2 separate regions of the Homo sapiens genome follow, and region 2 is linked to region 1. The links are chromatin loops, found by intact Hi-C in ENCODE. Cell type or tissue: HepG2. All regions are shown on one strand. Each heading gives the region's core, and the rest is flanking DNA. Links, peaks and the distances in the headings are about the cores only. Region 1 holds the start of LINC02303 (long intergenic non-protein coding RNA 2303). Region 2 has its middle 95 kb from the start of LINC02303.

The links. Peaks named below come from ENCODE experiments on the same cell type or tissue, not always from the same donor. Only the 100,000 strongest peaks of a DNase experiment are listed, where the experiment ranks them.
Region 2: it touches region 1 in a loop (26-fold over the local background); 2 of 110 quality-filtered maps call a loop at or near these places.

The regions. Positions count from the first base shown.
Region 1 is chr14:45,714,244-45,719,631 of GRCh38, forward strand. LINC02303 (long intergenic non-protein coding RNA 2303) reads right to left here and starts at 1,359. Exons shown (of 2, transcript NR_146547.1): 1 at 1,107-1,359. In HepG2, for the core only: no CTCF peak of the experiment used is centred there; no DNase peak of the experiment used is centred there.
Region 2 is chr14:45,807,435-45,812,822 of GRCh38, forward strand. No RefSeq gene overlaps it. Among named protein-coding and RNA genes, the nearest start is that of LINC02303, 95 kb to the left of the region's middle. RefSeq lists an enhancer at 3,642-4,271. In HepG2, for the core only: no CTCF peak of the experiment used is centred there; no DNase peak of the experiment used is centred there.

The DNA of each region.
Region 1 (5,388 bases), core at 309-5,308:
TATTGAATTACTTGAGAAAGGCAATTGCAAAATGTGCAACCTTCAATTGCCGGTTGGTGGTTTGTTCTGTCTTCGTATTCAGCTCATACTGGGGGAACCAGGCCCACGGTTGGGATCCATGTGTCCCTCCAATCTCCCATTCCATGGTAGTACACACCTTGGGGGCACCCACACTTTTTGTTCATTTCCTGCAAAAACAAGCATACCCTGGTCCCCAAGTTAGTAAATCTACCAAAACAGAAGCAAAGGTGGCTCTAAGCCGGGAGGCATGCCATTGCAGAAGCATTTGTTCTACAAGCTACAGCTCAGCCTCTCCCTCTTTGGTTAATTGCCACGGGGTAAAACTTTCCATTGATAATGAGAAGCAGGCTCTTTCTGATTAACAGAAGGCACAGAGAAAACAAATCGAAGCCTCTCCCTCTCGTGCAATAACATAGTAAAAAAACAATCCTTAAGCCTTCAATTTGTACTGTACAGGTGGGTCTATTAGATGCTATGGGTTGTGATAGATAAATCTCTCTCCTAGTTGTACTCCCAAATTCCCGACCTCCTCGCTTCTTCTTACATAGAGAAGAGGGCAATTTACAGGGAATAAGCAACAGTTGAGCCAAATCCACAAACTCATTTCTCCTTATGTGGAGAAGGGTGCAATTTACAGGGAATAAGCAACAGTTCTGCAAGATATTCTCCTGGTTTAAAACCTAAAATCTTATGACATTACCGCCACCTGAATTTCTCCTTCACAATCCGAATCAACAACTCCTGGGACTACAGTAATACCGTGTAAGTTAAGTTGACTTTTACCTAAAATTACTCCCATAGATCCAATTTTTCTACACTTATAACATTTAGCATTTTTGCAACCACTAAAGAAGATGATACAAGCCAATTTTCATCCTCCCTCTCCTGTTCATCACCCTCCATAGGTGCTGTAGGTGGGGCAAAAAATTCTCTCAAACCCTGAAATAACAGAAGATGGCACGTACCAAACTCCAAACAAAAAAGAGAAAAGAAATAACCAAATTCTTCCCCATGTTACCCTGATCAAAAACTTCCCGTTCTTTGTACCTCTAGGGTACTGACCAGTACCTTTTTAGAGCACTGACCTTATGTTGCTGCCAGCAGACTTGTAACAGGGTTTCTTGTTCATCTGGTTGGTTGTAGTTCTTTTCTTTTCCAGCAGATCTTCCTCGTTCAAGTCCCTGTAGGACCCTATCTGTCCCTATCTGTCTCTGCCTGTCCCTGCAAGTTTCTGCTAGTCTTTGCTAGTCTCTGCTAGTCCTTGCTGGTCTTTGCTAATCTCGGCTAGTCTTTGCTAGTCTTTATCTATCCCTATCTGTCCCTATGGTCCCTGTTACTTCCTGCAAGTCCCTGTCATTCCTTACCTATCTCTATTTGTCTCTATTTATCTCTATTTATCCCTACTTATCTCTATTTGTCCCTGCAGACCTCTTCAGTTCCCTTCAGGTCTCTTCAGGTCTCCGTTTGTTCTTGATAGTCCCTGTTAGTCCCTGTTCAGGTGCCACTTGTGGCAGAGTGCCCTGGTTACTACTTGAGACCGTCATTACAGCAATTACTACTGTTACTGCTTGAGACCGTCATTTAAGAGACTGAATGAAGGGACAAACGTAGAAATGAAAACTTAAGACAAAAGAAACTATTTTAAAGGAAGGATCCAGGGGAAGAAGAAGAGAGCTCCCTGCTTCTAATGAGCAAAGGCAGCCCATTGAGCTTCCACAGCCCTTTGTATTTATTGGGTAGAAAGAGCAGGGAGGAGGAGGTAATGATTGGTCAGCCGCTCAATTAATCACAGGGTCATATTATTGCTAACAAGCTTCAGTTGTGCCTAATCACAAAAACACTGCACTTGGGGCATGACTGCCCTCAGCATTCCTTCTGGGTGGCAGATGCAGTTTGTCATTTTGCCAACATCCTGCTTTGAACATCCTGCTTTCATGAGAAACAGTTTGCTGTTTGCTCCTGTAGCCTCCAGTGGTATACTGAGTTGATCATAACTCTCATTCTTTTGGCCACCAACATTCACTCTATTCTTTAAAGAAGACTACATTAAAATTCTTAGTTCTTTAATATCATTGCAAGAATTTTTCATAGAGAAAAAGTGATTTAAAAATGCACTGAGAAGATGAAATTGTCATGAACTGGAATTTTGCTACCTATATATCCTCAATTCTTTTATGGAATCACTTTTTTATATATCAGAAACATAAGCTCATCCAACAGAGCAAATAATGTTTCCTGTTTGACTTGGAATTCATTGGTATATTAATCATAGCTACCCTATGAAAGAAATGTGCAGGGTTGAAATATGAAGGCACATCCACTGCCGGGAAAAAAAGTCATCGAAACCATTATTTACTTGTCTTCATTTTCTGAGTTCAACCCTTAAAAACATCTAGTGTGGTGAACAGAATGAATGAGAGCAAATTAACTTTCATTCTCCAGCAGGGGGAGATGGGAGATGTACGGGAGTGAATCAATCACTCCGCCACTCGCTGCACTGACAGCATTCATCCGCGTGAGCAAACTTCTGTGTGGGCAATGCCAGTGAGATTTATTTCTCAGAGCCAGTTTACTGCTTATATTCAGGGTGTCTCATCTTTCTGGCAATCAGGATAAATTGTGTCTCGGTAATAACATTGTAGCAAGCTATTCTTTACCGTGAGGAGCCTGTAATGACTGTGTCTTACATTTGCATTAATTCTGACAAGATTTACTGGTGCTTGCTGATCTGTAAATTTCAAAATGGCAAACAGCAGCAAAGGTCAACACAGCAATAATATTAATAGCTTTAGAAAAAGGTTGAGAGACTCAGAGATTCCAGATGATAGCTTGAGTGAGGGAAATTCAGTGGATGTTTTTTATCTTCATGGGTCCTGTTACTCTACCCTTTCTTTTATGAGGTAATTATAGCACCCTAGCAAAGGAAGCATGAGGTCGTAAAGGTCAATAACGGGGAATGTAGTTTAATCATAGGTAATATTTTTCCAGAGTAGATTTATTATTAACACACTTGGAAAATCTGGTGAGAAGATATAGATCCTTAAGTATTATAGTTTTTATCTACAGCACATAGTTAAAACTTTTTTGAAGGTTAAGGACAACTCAGTAACATTTACCACTCTTCTTTATAATATATTCCTCATTAAATGAAAAACTCAGGGTTAGAAAAGCATGTTTAAATATAAAGAAATATACTTTCCTTGATTTTTTTAGGTTTCTTGTAGGAGAACATCATCCTGGATTTTCTCTCTTGCTTGAAACATTTCCTGATGCCTCTAGAACAAGTTAACCATTCCCCCTTCTGTATCATCTCTTACCCAGATGGCACAGAGCTTTTTGCTGCTGATGCTCTCTTTGCATTGTCCTGTCATTGTTTTGTTTACTTATACTGCCCCTGTCTATACTCTATTTTCTATGGGGTAGGAATTGTGTACTTTTCATGTATAAGAGTACTTAGTTTATAATAGGTGCTTCACAGCTATTGTAGTGAAACCCAGACTACCTGAAGGCATCTTGGTAACTGTGTACGTTGTAGACAAACACCTCTTTGGTTCATATATGAAAATAACGGTCAGCTAATTTTAGTATATGGAGCAAGAGGTTCCTGTGGGAAAGATGTTGAATAGCTGTAATGTATAGAACATCCAGATTGCAATCACTGCAACGACATTGATCAAAATAGTTGGACATGGTTTGACTACTCCAGATATTCATCTTGAAGAAAACCTGGATGAGGTCTTTAGTTTAGGCAACCTGAAGGCCACAAAGCAATGGATGTAGAATAACGGGATCTACTGTGTGGGAAGAGAACTAAGTGCAGTTTGCTCTATAGTCAAACGTAAGGGGCATTATATCCAGCAAATGCTAAATGATATTGAGAGGTCTGGTGTAAAGCGTGCTAGCTTTTCTCACTAACGATATGAGGAAAATACTAAAGTGGAAAAGGATATTTATCCTTGTGTATGGATTCTCTTTTTATTTTGTTTCATGTCTTTTAGGCCCTGTGGTGATCTGAGCCAAGATTTTGCTTATGTTAGAATCCTTATTATGCTTTGTAGGAAAATCTCAATCTTTACCCACAGAGTCTTCATTGACTAGATTCCAAAGGAAGTTTGGTTCCACTAATGACTTGGTACAAATACTCTTGGATAACTTTTCTGTTTGTGGGCCTGCACTTATTTGTCTTACACTGATCTCTGAATGCTCTGAGTTTTTCAGGCTAGATATTAAATTTTCCCATATATGCCAATTAAAGAGGCTGTTTTCTGTCTTTTTGGTAAGGAGAGTTGTTTCCTGATTGGGTTCTGAACCAAAGCAGAGTTTACATTAGGCTGAAGGACTATGGCAGCTACTCTGTGACACAGTTCAATATCCTTGGCAAAAATGGCTCATTGTTTTTCTTTTGAATCATTAAACATCTGGTGAGATGTGAGCCTTGGGGATATAGACTAAGGATGAAAGAAGGCAAATGTATGTATTTATGTAGACACTTGTCTTGTAATTGCTAACATGACTAACGTCATAAAGAACAGGAGAATTAAAAGGGATGGCCACCATGGGGAAGAGACTTCTCCCTCTGCAGGTGGACTGTGGTAGAGTGAATTACCACCACTAATTCTTCACCTCTCCTTATATCCATGCCCTTTGCTTTGTAATTGGAAGTTATTCCACTGCTGACCAAATGTGCTTTACCACCTTTAACTTGGAGGTTGGTCTTGTGCGTTGCTTTGGCCAATGGGATGTCAGCAGAAATGGCACAAGCAAAGACTTGAAATATGCTTGGATGGTTGGGCTTTACCTTTTGTTTGCCATGTAAAGAGTTTCTGCTCCATAGCTGCCATCCTTTCAGCATGGGCACCAGAACGAACATACTGGGGTGAATCTGAGACCAACCTACGAAGAATACGTAAGCGCATCAGGATCCTGTAGTTTGAAGCAGGTTTGCCCAGCTGAGGTCAGCTGAATTCCCTCCACATGACCAACAACCCCATGAGTGAATGAGAGTAAATGGTGGCTGTTTTTTTTTGTTTGTTTGTTTTTTGAGGTGGAGTTTCACTCTGTTGCCCAGGCTGGAGTGCAGTGGTGCGATCTTGGCTCAATGCAACCTCTGCCTCCTGGGTTCAAAGAATTCCCTGACTCAGCAGTCCAAGTAGCTGGGATTACAGGCAACTGCCACCATGCCCAGCTGATTTTTGTATCTTCAGTACAGACAGGGTTTCACCACATTGGCCAGGCTGATCTTGAACCCCTGACCTTGTGAACCATCCGCCTTGGCCTCCCAAAGTGCTGGGATTACAGGCGTGAGCCACTGCGCCTGGCCAGCGGTGGCTGTTTTAAGGTAATGGTTCTGGACTGGGAACAAGTTTG
Region 2 (5,388 bases), core at 303-5,302, 93 kb after region 1:
TCGGTAGTGGCTCTGGACAATGACACGATGATTTGGAAATTCACTGTCTCTCTAATTCTAGGGTTTTGTTTGTAGAAAATTCTACATTGAATCAAGCTATAATAATAGTGAGGTACAGAGTAAAGCCTCCTTTGTATATTCTCTCTCAGTATTCAATCTAGTTGTTCACATGTTATAAAGGGTGACAAATTATTTGAAGAGAGATGAACTGAAAATGAAGGTGTCTTACATGGATGTCATCATCTATTTTTAGCACACTGATATGGTTTGGCTCTGTGTTCCCACCCAAATTTCATCTGGAATTGTAATCTCCATGTGTTGGGGGAGGGATCTGGTGGGAGGTGACTGGATCATGGGGACAATTTCCCCTATGCTGTTCTCATGATAGTAAGTGAGTTCTCATGAGATCTGATGGTTTAAAAGCGGCAGTTTGCCCCATGCTGTTTCCAATACACACAGTGTTTGCAACTAGGAAAATATTTCAATAATATATGAAAGGTTCAAGATATCCTGTGCTTGATAGTAATTGATAAACTATGTGATAACACAAAAATAAGAAGTACATATTTCAAGTTGTGACAACAATTAGAAATATGTCTTCTACATAGCATTATAAATAAAAATAAATCACCTTGCCAAGTTTCATGACCCCATGACTTATTTGTAATACATACTTGAACATGCACATGTCTGATGTATTCCTAGATGTCTGTACATGTATTATAAAGGGCAATGTTTTCCTTGAACAACTGCTGTTTTTAGTGAGATTGTTAGTAGATATTAGTAAATTACACTTGTAGAAAGAACTCTATAGTCAGGAATGTCACATGTGACTGATGAATGTAATAAAAGTAACAGAATTATTATAATGATCACATTTGGTACTAGAAAGAACAGAAAATTTTGTATAGATACAAAATACATAGTCATTGAATGAATAGTTTCTTGGTGGATCAAAGCTTATATATCTTATGGATAATTCCTTAGGTGTGACATGCATCTATTTCATAAGTTGTATAACTTAGTTATATTGTTTTGCATTAATTAGCCTAAGATGTGACATAGATAATAGAAAGGAAATTAAGAAACAAAATTTCCTTTTTTTAATCCAGAAACAATCAGGAACTGTTAAATGGACTAGACTTCTCTTTGATGCCACATAACCAAGCTCTACAGTTCTCTTATTTGACATATTTTAATCCAGGCTTTTTAATCCACTTATCCTCAGTAACAGCCCTCTTCCTTAGACAGTATCTCCAGTCTTTTCTTGCTTTACCTATCCCTACCTTGGACATCTTGATTTTCAGGCCTGTGAACTTAGCCCTGTGTGAAAAGGGTAAAAGGGTCTGAGAACTCCTTAGCATATATTTTTATTACACTTGCATCAATTTATTGTATTACTCTTTGGTTTGGCAATACTCTTGGAATTCATTGAGTAACTCAATGGATATTTGCTGAATTAATTAATGGACAGTGGTTACCTAGGTGAAGAAAGAGAGTCAGGGAAAGGACAAAGGTGTTTCTGTGGCTGAAAAGCAGGAAAAATAACATAGAACAAACCATAACAGCATATTTTTCTGGTGTTCTGAATGAGAATTGGCTGTGGAACAGAGCGGAAGGGATACTACATGGGAAGAACCGAGCCTGGGGATCAGGCCTGGATCACTAAGAGCTGATCAAGATATTTCATCTGTTGTTCTTTCATTTTCATTTCAGAGTGGGAAGTTTGTACTAGGTTGCCTCTAAAGGGCTCTTCCTCATCTGAGCTTTTATAATTCTCCAGATGATTGAATTGATGTTGTTCCTATCCAATTATTGATGACACTATTTTGGTTAAGTTCCTAATACCTTGGGGAAAATGTGTAAAATTCCATGTGTCATGTCATAAATTGAAGAGATATTTAGTCAATTTGATATTAACCTTTAGGGAGCAGTATAATTTCATATAACAGATATTTTTAATTTATCCTGATATAAAATGTCCAAAGAAACTATCCCAAACTAGGTAGAACAAGTAAGTCACTTTACCAGAATCATAAATTCAAAATCAATAAGTGATTAACAGTGTTTACTTTTAAAAGCTATTAGAAGTAGTTGATATTAGAGAGCTAGAAACAAGTATTATAGGATATTTATTTGTATTCAAACTTTTATTAGGAAATTGCTCTAATATTGGTCTTTGTGTTTTAGTATATTTCTAGAGAAGTGAGAGAATCAAGAGGAAATATAGTAATGGACATTTTGACAATGAATTATAAGAGAGTCAATATACTGAGGGTTTAAAAAATTAAGATGAAGATTCATAACTGTTTTCAAGCTATTGAAAGGGAATTGTGAAAAAGATTGTGTCCAATTATCATCTATCTCCACTGGGATTGAAAGACAAGTAGTGGGCTTAATATGAAGCAAGAGAAGAATTCATTTAGAAAGGGAGATTTTTATTTTTGCCCAAATTATGATTAAACATTGTAACAGCTGACTGAGAACTGTTAGGAGCCCTTTGTTTAAAAAAAGTGAAACAGATGAATTTCAGTCTTTGTTCATCTAAGTATGTATTTTCACTTTATGATTATTTGATGATCCTATAAGGACTAACATTTCTCCAGAGTTAAAACCATTAATGGGAGATATATTTGTTGGAAGATTCTCTATTCCCAAAACATTATTTTTCTTTTTTCCTTCAAGATAAAACCCAGCACATATTGTCTGCTTTGATATCTAAACAACTTTACAAGCATTCATGCTTTGAAACAGTATGAGAGGCCAAGCAAAGGACATTTAATGTTTTTTACTTTCCTCTTCCTCTCTGGTCACAGGATAAATGTAAAACTGGTTTGAGTAGCTGCTGTAAAGTCGTGTGGGTAGCTGAATTTCCTGTCAGCACACTTTACAGCCTGCAGATGCCTCTGAGGAGAGACAGGCTTGACTTGTACCACTTTTCAGGTTTGTTTCTTAAACTCGCTTCTGTGAGCTTTTCCAGTGACTCCAGGGAGATGAAGCACCTCCCTACTGCTATATATTAGAGCAAAATTTAGCAGACACTTAAAAGCATTTCACAGTCTCAGAAGAGAAACAAAATAAATTCAAATATTTGGATTTTTGCCAAGGCCTTCAGAGTAAACTCAAAAAGTCTTTCCTTTCCCAGTGGGCACATTCTGAAATTTCTCTTTAGGTTATGCATATTGAATAGAGAGAACCATGGCTCACATCTTTCTAAGTTGAGACAGGAAATTACTGCCCCCTTAGGGTGCTTCCCTGGCATTAACACAGCCCAAGGTTGGAACTGGTTAATAGTTGCATGGTGTGTGTGTGTGTGCATGCACACACGCATATGTGCTCTATCCTTGTAGTAGTCAGAGAGCAGATAGTAACTAAGAAAGAAAGGCAAGAAGATAATAATGAAATATTTGGGAATTAAATGAAAGTCATGGAAAATCTTGGAACCATCATGATTATGAAAGAAAATTCTTGAGATAATTCTATGTCTGCAGTTTGCTTTCCACCTTACAAGTCCCTGGGCAAGTTACTTAATCTCTCCAGTCTCCATTACTTCTATAAACAAGGAATAATAAAAACAACTATCTCACAGAATTGTTATGAGAATTAAATCAGACGATGAATGAAGAATGACAATTACATAATAAGCATTCAATATGTTATTTGTGACTGCTAATGTTGGAAGAAAAAACGTCAAAGAATACCATGATAGACAAAAATCTGTGGCTAAATTACCTGCTTTCACAAGAAATTTGGAACCTCTTAGCCTTCTGTTGATCCTGGGAAACGGCTACTCCCTGGTAGGCTGAATATTACTTTTTGCGGTTACACACTTTGTCTGCTCCCAGAGGGCTCTTGTTCTAGACTTTCTGCTTTAAAGTGCAGCTGGTGCTCCTGTTGGCAGTCTCTTGGGGATGCAAGGGTTTGGCCCAGGGCTTTGGCCCAGTCTTGCCAGATCAAGTGGGGGTAATCTCCTGTCCCCATTTATATGCAGTACTCAGAGGTTTCCAGCTGCTTCCTTGCCATTTACTCCTGGCTTCATCCCTGTGAGGTTGATGGGTAATTAGCATGGATTTTATAGCCACCATAGGAGAGAAAAGGAACTAACCCAGCAAATATGAATTTGGTAGAAAATTTAATTTGATGCTTCCTTCTTAGCAACCCACATACAATGCAAATAATTTTCATCTCCTAACCTGTGGTGGAATTCAAGTTCTTTCTGTTTCAAATAATGGTTTATCCCAAGGGAAGTTTTCCTCATTAACAACAAAAAATACAAAAATTTGTTGGTGATCTATGATGATATTTATTCTATTTCATTTATTTAAATAGTTATAGTTGGAGAGAAGAACAAAAAGTATCAAATCTTGGATTTCTGTATGTCAAGCTACTTTATAGATTCCATCTGACTTTTTGAGAGAGAAAGTTAACAGTGTTCATCGAGCTAACTATATAATTAAATGCTTACCCACTCCTTTCTCTCTCTGGCCTCTCAATTTCTGTGCATTTGCAGAATCTAGATTTTTGATTCATTTGCATTTTGAAGATATAATAATTGTAAACAACATTTCTTGGGCACGCGCTATGTGCCGGGCTCTCTTCTAAGCTCCTGTACGTGTAGACTTGTAGAAGACATTAGGAGAAACAAGAAAAAGTAAATTTTCATGCTTTTGATATTTCTTAGAGTGAAAGCTCTATTTATTTATTTATTTATTTATTTATTTATTTATTTATTTATCCAATGGAGAGATTCAGACCTGTGAATTTACTCCTAGTGAGACCAGAGCACTCCTGGTCTAGATGTTTGTTGACTTTGTTTTTGAAACAGGGCTTATCACATCAGCTAATTATTTTTGTAAGTGCCTGGGTCCTTGATGGCTAATTTTAAATATTGTTCTAGTGTCTCTTGTCTTCTACATCTAGGCTCCTATTTTAGGTTTAGATTACATACACTAATGTGATTATTTGTTTATTTAATGTACATTTTGAAAATTTATCTCAGTAATAACTAACGTGTTTTTTAATGATAAATGTAAATTGACTTTAGAATTTTCTGAGGTTTTCTTTTTTTTCTTTTTGAGACAGAGTCTCGCTCTGTCGCCCAGGCTGTAGTGCAGTCGCGTGATCTCAGCTCACTGCAAGGTCCGCCTCCCGGGTTCACGCATTCTCCTGCCTCAGCCTCCCCAGTAGCTGGGACTACAGGCGCCCGCCACCCCACCTGGCTCATTTTTTTGTATTTTTAGTGGAGACGGGGTTTCACCATGTTAGCCAGGATGATCTTGATTTCCTGACCTCCTGATCCACCCGCCTCGGCCTCCCAAAGTGCTGGGATTACAGGCGTGAGCCACCGCGCCCGGCCCCTGAGGTTTTCTTTAAGATAGACAACAATTA